2 separate regions of the Homo sapiens genome follow, and region 1 is linked to region 2. The links are chromatin contacts, found by Hi-C or POLR2A ChIA-PET in ENCODE. All regions are on one chromosome and are shown on one strand. Each heading gives the region's core, a stretch centred on a gene start or an enhancer-like site at or near the end of the contact. The rest is flanking DNA. Distances are from core to core; before and after follow the strand shown. Region 1 overlaps PRKCH (protein kinase C eta). Region 2 has its middle 100 kb from the start of TMEM30B.

Region 1 (4,342 bases), core at 1,670-4,169, 150 kb after region 2:
TTGGTGTCATAAGTGTAGGAAGATCCACGTTATCTGACTAGGTGGCATGTACAGAGCTGCTTATTGTTCCACTGGATGAATATTCAGTGTAAATCAGATATCGATATTTATAATGGTCTGAAATAATTACACTTAGATGTTTAATATAACCCACTGGTGGTGTTTTGGAAAACGTTGAGTGGTTGGTAGGGAGGGTCAGCATTTAAATGACCTTGAAACCAGCAGTTTTTCATGCGTTTGCATGCATCAGAAGGCAGATTTTTTTTTTGTTGTTTTTTTTAAAAAGGTTTTGGGTATTTCAGAACTGTAAGGATATGGAACATAGGTTGGGCAGAGTGTTGTTTCTTTTCTTTTTAAAGAAAATCTTGTTAAAAAAATTTGGAAATATATGGAATGCATGCTTTTTTAAAAAAGTATCCTTTATAGGTTCAAAAATGCTTTAAAAAAATAGAGATGGGGTCTTGCTACCTTGTTGACCAGGCTGGTCTTGAACTTGTGGCCTCAAGCCATCCTCCCACTTCAACCTCCCAAAGTGCTGGGATTACAGGTGTGAGCCACTGCATCTGGCCCAAAGGTGCTTTTGAAGTTCAGGATTAAAGAAATACTTATTTATCTTTAGTATTTTAAATTGACATGTAGTTTATTCAGAGAGTTAAATGTGGAATAATTGAATTTACTCCATAATAAATTTATGGTTGCAAGTGGAACTACAGATTACTGACTTAAAAAAAAACTATTGAAGTTGCAGGTTCAAAAAACCCCCAAAACCTAGTGACTTAGTTTTTGCTAGATCCAGAGAAGCTCTTAGCTGTAGGTTATGGATGAGAGGATTCAATATGGTTAAGATCTCAATTCTTCCCAAAGTATTCAATAGGTTCAGTATAATCTCAGTCAAAATCTAAGTTTGTTGTAGAAATTGACAGACTGACTTTAAAATTTATATGGAAATGTAAAGTACTGAGACCAGTCTAAGAATAGTTTTGAAAAAGAACAAGTTGGGGGACTTAGAGTATCTGATTTCAAGGCTAACTGTAACATGACCGTAATCAAGATAATGTGATATTGGAATAAAGAGAGTCATACAGATCAGTGGAATGAATAGAAGAGAGTCTAGGAATAGATCCACACATATATGACCCACTGATTTCTGATAAAGCTGCCAAGAAGGCAACTCAGTGGGGGAAATGATAGTCTTTTCAACTAATGGTGCTTGAACAACTGGATAGCCACATACAGTAATATGAGCCTTGACACTTACCTCACATCCTACAAAGACATTAATTCAAAATGGATTATAGACCTAAATGTAAGAGTTTAACTGTGAAACTTCTATAAGAAAACAAAATTGTAGTGACCTTGGGTTCAGCAAAAAATTTTTAGATAGCGTACAAAAGGCACCAACTATAAAAAAATCAGTAAGTTGGACTTTATCAAAATGAAAAACTATTGCTTCCCAGAGAATGTTTAAGAAAATAAAAACCCAAGCCACAAATGGGGGAAAATAACTGCAATACGTAAATGAAAGATGTGTAACATGAATATATAAAAGAACTCTAACAGCACAATAATAATGAGAAAAATACCTAATTTAAAATCCAACAAATGACTTGTAACTTGTCAAATATTTCAATAGGCACTCACCTTCATGCCAAATAGCACATTAAAAGATGCTCAAAATCATGAGTCATTAAGGAAATGCAAATTAAAACCAAAATGAGATCTCAGTATGTTCCCACTAGAAAGGTTAAAATTAATAAGACTGACCATACCAAGTGTTGGTGAGGAAGTGGAGCACCTGGAACTCTCATATGCTATGGTGAGGAATGTAAAATGGTAAATCATGTTGGAAAATAGTTTGGCAGTTTCTTAAACTATCAAACATATGCCTACTATATAACTTACTGTTTAGTATTTACTAAAAGAAATGAAATCATTCATACAAAAGCTTGTCCACGAGTGTTCATAGCATCTTTATTTGTAATAACCCCCAAAGTGGAAACAACTCAAATGTCAACAGATGAATGTTTAAACAATTGTGGTTTATCCATACAATGGAATATTACTCAGCAATAAAAAAGATGAACTATTACACATGTAACAACAGGAATGAATCTCAGAATAATTATGCTGAGTGAAAGAAACTAGACAAAAAAGTACGGTTTCATTTATGCAAAATTCTAGAAATGAAAAGGAGTCTATAGTGACAGGAAGCAGATCAGTGGGTGCCTAAAAATGGAGAGTGGAGGTAAGGGAGGTGGATTACAAAGGAGGCAGAAACTTTTAGGGGAGATGAATATTTGTGTTATTCTGATTGTGGCAATGATTTCACAGTTATATACATATGTCAAAGCTTATTAAATAGTTCACTTTAAGTATGTGCATGTTACTATATGACAATTATACCTGAATAAAGCTGTGGGGAAAAAAACCAATCAGCGCTTATCCATATTTTACTGAAGGTGTTAAGTAAGATGCTAGTAAATGACAGAATTTCAGCTGAGCCAAGTCTGACTCTTGAAAACTACATTTCCTCTTTAGTGCAGAAAATATTTATGAGAATGGGAGCGTAGAAAAAATGAAATCACAATAAAACAAATTAGTTTCTGATTTTTGGACATGGTCTCATTTTCTAAATTATCACTGTCAGTTTTTTTTCTGCTGCTTCTAGAACATGTTTATTTTGCATAATTTCTCTGGCTTCCAAAATCTGAAGAATTGCCTCTGTTTAAACTCTATTTTCTTCTTTCGTGTACTTGCTCTTGATTTGCTGACCTTCTAAATGGGGACCAGCATCTAATGCTTAATGCAGAGTGCTGGGGACATGGGGAGGCAGGAGGAGCTGGAGGCTGCGTCATGGAAAGACCTTGGCGCCCCCTCAGGAAGGAAGGACTGGCTTGGCAGGATCCCAGGCTGTTTTCCTGGTTCAGCCCTCCCGAAGACATTGTGTTCTCTGCAGCCCTGGAGGGCCTCTTTCTCTCAATTTCTCAGTGAGGTACCTGTTTTGTAATCAGTCCTGTCAGGTGAAGCAGCCATGTTACTACTGGACAATCATGGATTATCTTTTCCCTTCCTTCCTGGATCCAGGTGTCTGAATTTATACCACCAAAATTCTTCCAGATTTTCTATCTAGTGGTTCATTCTCTTTTGTACTTTGTAGTGCCGTTGTTTATTCTCATGATTGATTTTTTTCTGAGCCAATTGGAAGGAATGTCTAACACTGACTGATCAACCCACAGTGTTTAAGAGGAAAAATATATTTTAGAATCTTGAGGGAGTTTTATTTCAGTGTATGTGAATTGTATTGGCTATGTAGCGTCTTCATTTTCATTGTAAGAAGAATTTTGCTACAGTGGGACCGGCTGCTTCTCATCACAAACAGGTTGTGGCTCAGATATTTTCCCCTTTGGAGAGCATTTTCCTGGTCATATTATTATCTTGTTGTCTTTCGTTGCACTCATTGCTCTCTGAGATCATTTTGTTAATGAATTTGCTTATTATACTTTCCTCCTTTAGATTACAAATGGCTTGAGAGCAGGGACCCACCTCTCTTATTCACTGTCCTAACCCTGGGACAATGTCTCATATGTAGTAAACATTAAATATTTGTTAAATGAAATTTTATGTGATTGGGGGACAAGTAAAGTGTAAGTACTTTGGGAGCATCTTTCCATCTTTCTAAAAGAAAGAAATGAAAATAGTTGAGGAGTTACTGGATGAACAGTATTCCTCTGTTAAATCAATCAATGACATACCAATATGTGCTTGAAAGACTGGGCCTGGGCCGGGCGCGGTGGCTCACGCCTGTAATCCCAGCACTTTGGGAGGCCGAGGCGGGTGGATCATGAGGTCAGGAGATCGAGACCATCCTGGCTAACAAGGTGAAACCCCGTCTCTACTAAAAATACAAAAAATTAGCCGGGCGCGGTGGCGGGCGCCTGTAGTCCCAGCTACTCGGGAGGCTGAGGCAGGAGAATGGCGTGAACCCGGGAAGCGGAGCTTGCAGTGAGCCGAGATTGCGCCACTGCGGTCCGCAGTCCGGCCTGGGCAACAGAGCGAGACTCCGTCTCAAAAAAAAAAAAAAAAAAAAAAAAAGAAAGACTGGGCCTGACTGCTATATTCTTTGAATATGGTAATGGATTGAAAACCTTGTGTATGGAAAATTCCCTGCTCTTACGTCATTTTAAAAGACTATGATTTTAAAACTTGTAATACGTTATAACGTTTTTCACTTATAATTTTCACGCCCAAAATGTTAAAGTCAGGGCAGAAGCAAGACATCAGCATTTAAAAGGTTGTGCCTCAGCCTTGGAGAGGAATGAGGTTGGTGGGTGGAACGTGAATC
Region 2 (4,024 bases), core at 981-3,480:
TGTCACCAGGCTGGAGGGGTGCAGTGGTGCAATCTCAGCTCACTGCAACCTCCGCCTCCCAGGTTCAAGCGATTCTCCTGCCTCAGCCTCCCCAAGTAGCTGGGACTACAGGCACTTGCCACCATGCCCAGCTAATTTTTGTATTTTTAGTAGAGATGGGGTTTCACCATGTTGGCCAGGATGGTCTCGATCTCTTGACCTCGCCTATAATCCCAGCACTTTGGGTGTCCAAGGTGGGTGGATCATGCCTTATTCTTATTGATTTCTCAGCACTTGAACTTATTCCATCCACAGACATTTCTTTTATTTCTATGGTCTGTTGCTTGGGAGATAGCATAGGTTCTCTTGATTCTCTCAAAATGCTTTACTTCAATTTCCCCCCTCAATACACAAAGCTTTTCTTTCCCATGCCCTGCTTGTGATGCTTAGACATGTTGGAGATGTTGAATGAATTCTTTTTAATACACAACACTTTACAAATGTGAAAGAATAGGAAAATATAACCTCGTAGGATGACCCAGTTGGTTGTGATAAGTAGATTAGTTAGAATAACACATCTGCAAGGTAGTAGGGCAGATGCGTGGAATATGTGCATGTGGCATTTTGTGAATCCTGACAAGACTCAGTTCAGCTGGGTGCCATCTTCTATGTTAATCTAGTTTTCTCTTGCAGATAAAATTGCCTATGAGAAACTTGAATTATGTTCACATTGTCCCCAATACTTTAATTCAATCACAATAAATTCACATTTTAAAAACAAGTGTTAATAACCAACTGTATATGTACCTCTGTTCATGTATTTTCTCATTTGATCATGTTAATAATTCTGGGAGGTAGATAGGAAAGTTAATATTCCCATTACACGGATGGAAAAAACTGACTCTGAGGAATGTCCCACAGCTTGGAAATGAGTCTGGAAATACCAGAAGTTAAGATAAGAGCTCTGACCACGTTTAAGTCCCTGTTCCTACTAGTTCCTAAAGCCAGTTCAACTCACTGTCTTCTGCAAGTTGGGTGTTGTGAGCCAAGGAATTTTCTTCTTTTGCTTAAAGTAGTTTGAGGTGGGTTTTTGGGTTGTTTTGTTTTGTTTTGTTTTGTTTGAGACAGAGTTTCACTCTTGTCACCCAGGCTGGAGTGCAGTGGCACTATCTCGGCTCACTGCAACCTCTACCTCCCGGGTTCAAGTGATTCTCCTGCCTCAGCCTCCCAAGTAGCTGGTATTACAGGCGCCCACCAGCACGCCCGGCTGATTTTTGTATTTTTAGTAGAGACAGGGTTTCACCATGTTGGCCAGGCTAGTCTCGAACTCCTGACCTCAGGTGATCCACCCGCCTCAGCCTCCCAAAGTGCTGGAATTACAGGCATGAGCCACCGCGCCTGGCCTCCAGGTGGGTTTTTTGAGTAATGCAGAGCCTCAGTGAATATGGGGTTACCTAGGTAATATTCAAATTCTCTACCAGCTCTGACTTTCTGCCACGTTTTGATTTTTAAACTAACTCTCTTCAGGTAGAGGGCACTGTAAACTTCAAGGTTTGCCTTTGAAACAGGAGGCTCTGCCTGTGCCGTGCTGTGCTGCAGGCACAGGATAAAGGAAAATTGTTCCTTCATCCCCTGGGTGCTGGCGGAGAAAGTCCCCGGTCAGAGAAGCTGGGAACTTTCTTTTGGAGGGGATTGGCTAGGTTTGCACCCATTTAGACATGGCCTTTTCTAAAGACAGTGACCCTTCACTGTTCCTGTCACTGCCATTGCGATCTGTGTCATCAGCCTTGCTCACCGGCAGAGCAGATGCTCTGGGTGTAGTGGATCCTCCTCTTTCCCCTAGTCCTGTGGTGTCCCGACTGCTCCCAGTCAAACCCAGCCGAGTGACAGGAAGGGATTCCAACATTGGGCTCAAGCATGACTACTCCTGCTGCTGCTCTTCAGTGAGCACCCCTCCGTGCCCTGGGCCTCTGAGAAGCACTTCACATATTCATTCATTACTTTCACTGGTATTTGTTGAGAGCCCATCATGTGCCAGGATGATTCTTTTTTGTGTGGTTTATTTCATTTACTTCCTACAATTGGAATGCCCAAACAGACTGGCTCCAAGCCCACGCGCCTACCCCTGTGCCTTTCTGCTTCTCTCATTCAAGGTTGCTAGACACTCAGTCTGCCCCAATCATTTTCCTACTTACTGGAGACCTGAAAAACTTGTCAATGACCTTCCCATGACCGGGATAACAATTTCTAAACTTGTCACTGCCTGTTATGTGTGGGTACAGATGTATTTCCCTTCCACTTTGATAGCATATGCATGAGTGTCACCTTTGTGCAGGTTTTGATGAGCTTTAGGCTCCCTTCCTCCCCCCGCCCCTTCCTGTCTTTCTTTCTTTCTTATTTTCAAATTCATGCACTGGGACCTGCTCTACAAACTTGAGAGAAAAAGTGAAAGAACAAAGAAGGCAGAGCAATCTAAATACCGAAAGTGTTTTTTTTTTTTTTAAACTTCATGAATGGGGCCTTTGAACTCGCCAGCCATAGCTCCTTCCTAACCTGTACCTTTCATGTCCTGTTTCCAGCTGGCATGGAAAATCTGAGGTGCCCTGGTCCTGAGCCTGTGCTGAAACCTGGCCGTGGGTTGTGTCTCTCATTCCTCCATCAGCAGTGGCAGCCACAGTTGCTGGAGCGGAGGTGAGCCAGGCACTTCCTGCCAGGCGCTAAAGTCCATTGCAACAGTCACAGAACCAAGCTGGGAAGGGAAACAAGCCTGCATGAGCCTTTGCCCAATGTGCCCAAGGACAGCCACAACAAAAAAGGACGAGGAGAAATTCTTGCATCCAGTGGGCATGGGGCTGGGGAGGAAGGGGGTGTTTCTGGGTGCTGGGACTTTCTGCCATGACTATAACCCAGGTTCTCAGCACAAGGGATGTGATTCATGGCCAAGAAATTCCCCATGGCCTTGGATGACATTTACATTGATTACTTCTGAGTCACATTTCTGGGAGAATATTTTTTTTTTCTCACCAAAGGCAAACTGAAGGGAAAATGGCATGGATAGTGGTTTGGAGACAACAGAGGAAATGGGGTCACTTGTGTTATTAGTAGAAGAGTTAAAGACATGCAAGAATGGAAAGAAAAACAAGGCCAAAAAGAAAGGACATTAAGAGGTGGGAATCATCTCCGAGTGGAATGAGGAGAATTGAGGTCTCAGGATTTGTAGTTTCATAACTCTGGGGATGAAGGGATGGGGGCAGCCGAAATGGACTCTGCCCTTTTGTCTCTTGTAACGACAGAAATTTAGAATGTAAGAGTTGGGGCCATCACTCACGCATTTATTTCACAAGTATTTGTTGAGCACCTTTGGTCTTCCAGATTCTAGGCACGGGAGATGTAGTGGGGGAACAATGTAAAGTCCTGCCCTGGTGGCATTTATCTCAGTGGAAGAGAAAGACAACAAAGGAATGGCCAATCAAATGGTACATTTTAATTCGACCCTTTTGACTTATTAACAGAAATGCAACAGATCCAGGATGGTGAGAACATGCACACTTTGCTGCACCAGGGGGGAGGACAAAGGAATGTGACTCGTCAGTGGCACTGGACTTCAGCAGTTCAAAGGGTTGTCTTGGAGTCCTGACTCTCCCCTTTCCTGGAAGAATAGGCAGGGGTGTGGGCCTGCTTGGAAGGGGAAAAATAGAGGGTGTCCCTGATCCCCCTATTATGTATGTTCTAAGCCTCATCCAAGTAAAAGCCTTCTTAATGCAAATGTAGAAGATGTCAGTTAAACCATGAACTCCAGAAGTGTGTCTGAAAACAAGAAAGCAATGTCCCAAGTCCAGTAAGATTTTAATTTTTTTTTTTTTCAGACAGGGTCTCACTTTGTTGCCCAGGCTGGTCTCAAACTCCTGGCTTCAAGCGATCCTCCCACCTTGGCCTCCCAAAGTGCCAAGATTATAAGCATGAGCCACTGTGTCCAGCCTTCCAGTAGGATCTTAAACCACCAACAGAAAAACAAAACAAACAGAAAACACTTTTCACCAGATTA

Evidence for each region. A loop is a pair of places that touch in the nucleus more often than their neighbours do. ChIA-PET counts read pairs that join two places held with the same protein, here RNA polymerase II (POLR2A). Pooled maps may share reads with other maps.
Region 1: a pooled map shows a loop between it and region 2 (8-fold over the local background). The contact joins two enhancer-like sites. A Hi-C loop is called at or near these places in 6 of 50 pooled maps. POLR2A ChIA-PET finds 5 or more read pairs at or near these places in 4 of 52 experiments (GM12878, WTC11, activated CD4-positive, alpha-beta T cell and 1 more).

What each region holds. Positions count from the first base shown.
Region 1 is chr14:61,324,190-61,328,531 of GRCh38, forward strand. All of the region lies in intron 1 of PRKCH (protein kinase C eta), which reads left to right. Among named protein-coding and RNA genes, the nearest start is that of PRKCH-AS1, 3.5 kb to the left of the region's middle. Within about 2 kb of position 2,920, at least 20 of the 41 ENCODE cell types and tissues checked have a DNase peak (open chromatin) inside an H3K27ac peak, as active enhancers do.
Region 2 is chr14:61,175,946-61,179,969 of GRCh38, forward strand. No RefSeq gene overlaps it. Among named protein-coding and RNA genes, the nearest start is that of TMEM30B, 100 kb to the right of the region's middle. RefSeq lists enhancers at 1,708-2,209, 2,324-3,523. Within about 2 kb of position 2,231, at least 10 of the 41 ENCODE cell types and tissues checked have a DNase peak (open chromatin) inside an H3K27ac peak, as active enhancers do.